2 separate regions of the Homo sapiens genome follow, and region 2 is linked to region 1. A link is a contact called in ENCODE Hi-C or POLR2A ChIA-PET data. All regions are on one chromosome and are shown on one strand. The core of a region is the stretch at or near the end of the contact, and the rest is flanking DNA. Distances in the headings are between cores, read along the strand shown. Region 1 has its middle 37 kb from the start of LINC01559. Region 2 overlaps GRIN2B (glutamate ionotropic receptor NMDA type subunit 2B).

What was found. Hi-C counts contacts between places; a loop is a spot of excess contacts on that map. ChIA-PET counts read pairs that join two places held with the same protein, here RNA polymerase II (POLR2A).
Region 2: a map of breast epithelium shows a loop between it and region 1 (10-fold over the local background). The contact joins two enhancer-like sites. A Hi-C loop is called at or near these places in 1 of 168 maps with a recorded cell type or tissue (breast epithelium). POLR2A ChIA-PET finds 5 or more read pairs at or near these places in 1 of 52 experiments (HEK293).

Annotation. Positions count from the first base shown.
Region 1 is chr12:13,338,359-13,341,058 of GRCh38, forward strand. No RefSeq gene overlaps it. Among named protein-coding and RNA genes, the nearest start is that of LINC01559, 37 kb to the right of the region's middle. RefSeq lists an enhancer at 931-2,130. Within about 2 kb of position 1,278, at least 3 of the 41 ENCODE cell types and tissues checked have a DNase peak (open chromatin) inside an H3K27ac peak, as active enhancers do.
Region 2 is chr12:13,569,046-13,571,745 of GRCh38, forward strand. It overlaps GRIN2B (glutamate ionotropic receptor NMDA type subunit 2B), which reads right to left. Exons shown (of 14, transcript NM_000834.5): 12 at 785-972. Among named protein-coding and RNA genes, the nearest start is that of LINC01559, 190 kb to the left of the region's middle. Within about 2 kb of position 1,451, at least 3 of the 41 ENCODE cell types and tissues checked have a DNase peak (open chromatin) inside an H3K27ac peak, as active enhancers do.

The DNA of each region.
Region 1 (2,700 bases), core at 28-2,527:
AATGTTAACTTCCTAACTTGATGAGCTCTCAGGATCTTAGAAGAAAATGAGGGTTTCAATTTCTTCTGAAGAAGGATAATTTTGTTAAATTGATTTGCTTTGAATGAGCCCTTGGGGATAATAGAGACTCTCATCCCAAACTAATTTATGAATTTGATACAATAGCTCCTTCTTTACTTTTTCTGAAAAGAGTAAGATAGTAAATTTTTTAGGCTTTGTCAACCACATACGGCCTCCGTGTGCATTCCTCCTCCTTCTTTTCTTCTTCTTTCTCCTTCTCTTCCTCTTATTTCCTTCTCTAGCACCTTATCTTCTTCTGATCTATTGAAAATGTGAAAACCATTCTTAGCTCAAGGATCATCCAGAACAGGCCTTGGGGCCTGGCGCGGTGGCTCACGCCTGTAATCCCAGCACTTTGGGAGGCCGAGACGGATGGATCACGAGGTCAGGAGATCGAGACCATCCTGGCGAACACAGTGAAAACCCGTCTCTACTAAAAATACAAAAAATTACCCGGGCATGGTGGCGGGTGCCTGTAGTCCCAGCTACTCGGGTGGCTGAGGTAGGAGAATGGCGTGAACCCAGGAGGCGGAGCTTGCAGTGAGCCGAGATCGTGCCACTGCACTCTAGCCTGGGCAACAGAGCAAGACTCTGTCCCAAAAAAAAAAAAAAAAAAGAACAGGCCTTGGGCTAGATTTGGTCTTATAAGCCTTAGTTTGCTGGCCCATGCTTTACAGCGAAATAAAAAAAAAATTCTCTAAGCACCATGGCACTTACCAAAGGTTAAGCTAAGTGGGACCATGGCAGTTAAGTTTGTGGCTCTTAACACATTTATATAGGTCAAGCGAGTTTGAGAGGAGCTGACAACTCAAAAGTTCTTCTCATTCCGTCTAACAGGAAGAACATGAAATCCTACCAGAGATACTTGTTTCTGCAGGTTGAGGCTTACACATCCAGGGGTTCCTAGTTAAAAGATCAATAGTCTGTGGAGATTACAGTTCAATTCTCTACATGGGTTTCCCACATGAAGAGGTGAGTTAAAACAGAGTGAATTGCAAGACTCGTAGGTTGAGATGCCTTCTAGACAAAGGTAAAAATCATGAGTGTCTGGTTTAGAGAGGAGGAGCTAGGAAAATAGGTCAATTACAACTTTCATGTTCCCATGTTCCTGCCACCACCAGGGTCAACCTTGGAATTCAGTGTGTGGTAAACACACCAAGATAGATGTGCAGGCCTCTGGGACTCTTGTGGGTGGAGCCCTGCTTCCCCAGCCCACAGAGGCTGCCAGCCTATCAGAGGAGCCCATAATGAGTAAGGGGCATGCATGACAAGAGAAAGGGTGGAGCCAGCACTGGGATTGGGGAGCTGGGTATGGTAGTTCTTTGGCAGGCATGATTTGTGTGTGACATGCCCGGGACTTGATAGTTCCCATAACCCCTGACAGAGAGTATGACTAATAGGATAGGTAGACAACTCAAAGGAAGGGTGTGTTAGTTTCCCAGGGAGAGAATGTGGAGTTCATCATCTGTGGACTCTAGCAATGCCTCTAGCCAGAGTCAGAGGACAAGGTATGGACTGGGAGTGTGGCCTCACCCTCTGGCGACTAACATCACAGTGCTTTTTTAAATATTTGAAAACTTAGGTCCCCCCTACCCACCTTGGGAATAGGAACGGAAAAGGGGAAGGAGGAAGAAATACTGACTGTCAGATGATCTTTACCCTAAAGGGATGAAATTTAACTAAAAGAGACTTTTAAACCAAAGGATGCTGAATTACTGTCAGTCGATAAATTTAAATTCCCCCACCCTCTCCCCACACCTCCATCACCAGGAATAGAGTCTTAAAAGTGGAAAATAAAGTTCTCTCCATATATGTCCACCCCCATCTGAATCATACTTTGATCTCCCTCTATGTATTAAACAAACATTTATTTCCAACATGTGCCAGACACTGCCTTCCCTGGGGATACCCTGGAGAACAAGCCTGGCGTGATCTCAGCCCTCCTGGAGCCAGAAGTCTCCCTCTGGGCCTGGCTGTCATTGGAAAGGCAGTGGTCATCCCATTCACCCTGTACATGGGCCTTAAAGGAACCTACACTCTCTCTTCCACCATCACACAGCTCAAGCTGTCAGAGGCAGGCTCTTCATTTTCTCCTTCCAATCTTAGCACAACTTAGCTCCAGTCAGTAATAAACGCAGATGGCATCACATAGGTAGTTTCAGCCATGGCCTGTTGGTCACTGCATGGTTGCTTGATCTTCTCTCATCCCTTTAGAATTCAGAATGCTGGTAGGAAGACAGCTTCCTCCTGTCACTCTGACTGTCCTCCTTCCCAAAAAGTCACTTGTGTAGTACCGCCCACTCAAGCCAGATTTTTGAGTGCTATTATAACCACTTTAGATTGTACCAATGGGCTGTCAGATCCTTGATTCCAGCTTCTAAGTCTCTCCCATATGCATATTTTCCTGGCCATTCCCACAGACACTGCCCACAATAGTCTCCTATTTGTTCCTCTGTCTCAGCACTGCCCCAACTGAAATCTGTCGGCCATGCTGGTAGCAGAATGCTTTTGTAGAAAATGCAATTCTAATAATGTTCCTCTTTTTTTTTTTTTAAAAGCATTTAATGGTCCTCTATTGCCTCTATTGTCTTCTCTTCATTAGACAACCCCAACGGGAACTTCATCCTAGATGTGGAGTTC
Region 2 (2,700 bases), core at 201-2,700, 230 kb after region 1:
CAGTTCCATCTATTATTTTGGCCACATGTGAGATGACTGGATGAAACATCTAATATCAGTTCTCCTACTTTATCCCTGAAGGTTTGATTATAGCCTGCAACCCAGAAAAAGACCTCCTTGACAAACTGCTTCAATCCTCTCCCTGCCATCTTTCAGCTTGTTATGGGTTGAAAGATGTTATAGAATCCCCCTAAAATATATATGTTGAAGTCCTAACCCCCAATACCTTGGGATGTGACTTTATTTGGAAATAGAGTCATTGCAAACATAATTAAGCTGAGATCATCCCAGAGTATGGTGAACCCCTAATCTAATATGACTGGCATTCTTAAGAAAAAGGGAAATTCAGACACAGACATGTGCAGAGGGAAAACATGCACACTGGTAAAACACCATGTGAACATGAATCAGAGGTCAGGGGTATGCTTCTACAAGATAAGGAATGCCAAAATTATCAGCAAACCACCAGATACTATAGGAGAGGCATGAAACAGATTCTCCCTTGCAGACCCCGGAAGAGATTGACCCTGCTGGCACTGTGATTTCAGACGTCTAGTCTCTGGAAATGTGAGACAAGACATTTCTGTTGTTTAAGGCACTCAGTGCATGGCACTTTGTTATGGCAGCAATAGGAAACAAATATATACCCGAAAACTACACAATATACTGTGAAATGCTTTTCCGGAAATGCACAGGTTAAAGAAATGGAAGAAAAGGAAAGGTTGATGTTTTGGACTGGCCATCAGTAGAGGACAAATGGGCACTTTCCCTTTCTTGAACTCACCATCTCCAAAGAGCTGCAGGATAGCAAGGTCCACCTGGCGCTTCCACCCAGAATCTTTTTGGATGGCAATGCCATAGCCAGTGGAAGCAAAGACCTTCCCACTGCCAATGGTCACCAGCTTGCAGCCTTCATCTCTGCCTGCCATATAGTTCAGCACTGCTGCATCATAGATGAAGGCATCCAGTTTCCTGTACAGGAAAAAAGCAAACAAATCCAATGGAGGAATTTTAGAACAAAACTACCTGTGGGGCCATTAATATGAAGCAGTAGGGTTCCAGAAAACTATGTGGAGAATTGGTTCAAAGTAAGGTTTAAGTTGGAACTCTGCCAGAATCTAAAGCCTAAATCCCAGGCTGTTCTTTATGTGCTTTTGGGTTGAAAGGAGGAGTTCTTTTCTTCCCACTGGGAATGATGAGAATGTAAGTTGGGCCTGAAGCCAACTCATAAACTGTGTCTGAAAGGAAGAAGGAGTAAAAAGGGATCAATAAAAATAATAACAGAAATAATGAAAAGTAACCACTGCAACGAGCAACAAATAGCATGGGGTTAGATTTATATAACATTTTTCATTTCTCAGTTTATTACAGTCTGGAGTGGGGATAAGTGTAGGTGTTTGTGTTTCAATAGATGTGCAATGCTATTTTTGTGGTCAGGAAGGTTCCAGTATTCTGTTGTGCAACACAAGGATAGAGGTGAGGGGTTGAGGTGGTGGCAGTACAGGCTTGTGTAAGAGCAGATGAGTGAAACTACAAGAGAAAGCAAAATACAGAAGAATTCAGATCTCTCAAATACATAAATTACAGCATATAGTTCCTAAACATATAAGAACTTCATTTTATGTATTGTGCTTTGCAAGGCAGAAATACATAAAAAAGGGAATAAGACCAGGCGTAGGGGCAGGAAGGCATGAATCAATATTTAAAACCAACATTTAAACATATCAAAGGTAGAGGAAGAAATTTAGATATAGCCTTACAGGCAATAGAGAGGTCTGCAAGAAAGAAAAGCAACACCATTATTCCCTTCATTTTTATTAGTTAAGTCACCTTGTTAGGTACCCGATAGAAAGGGGAACACCAAAAAACCAAATCCCTGATATGAATGAGAACAGTGGGTGTAGCAGTGGTCAGACTACCCAAAGTGGCCCTACCTTCAAGCTCAAATTCCATCTTCTGAAATCTTCTGTGACTGTATTTATGGTGATAAAATAGAATCTAACAGTATTTTAAGTAACCATTTATCTAGGTGCCTTTTCCAGACCTGGAGCTACAAGGGTATTGAGACAAGGTCCAAGTGCTGTTAGTCATCATACAACAAAGAAAATCAGCTACGAGACCCCTTGACCTCCAAATCCCAACATCTATAATGCTCTGTTATCCATTATCTTCCATAGCTGTGGCTTGTGGAGGCCAAATGAACAAAGGGACCAGTGTGGCTGGGACTGTGCAAGCCAACACATGTGTAGGTCATGAACTCCTATGAATGGACAAACACTCCCTAGAGGACAGAGTATGTTAACACAAGCTGGCACTGGAGATCAGTCAACGCATTCTTACTGTTAATTATCTAAAAACATTTACACTTTCCCCCTTTTATTTCTCCCTTGTCCATAAGACACCAGAACCATAATTTTCACCTCTTGGACAACAGGTCTTTACATACACGGCACAAATACCTTATCCTTCACTCTGCCCTCCTACTTCTACATTTATTTCACTCTTATTTCATGGTTACATTAGTGCAACTAGAAAATAATTTGTAAAAAAAATACATAGAAGTAATAGCATAGGAATCGTTGTACACTGGTCTAAATGATACGATCAAATTTAACTTGGAAATCCATAAAGAGCAAATGAAGTCTTCTTTAACATTTTATGATACCAAGCATGGTATACCTAGTGCATGTGATTCAATAG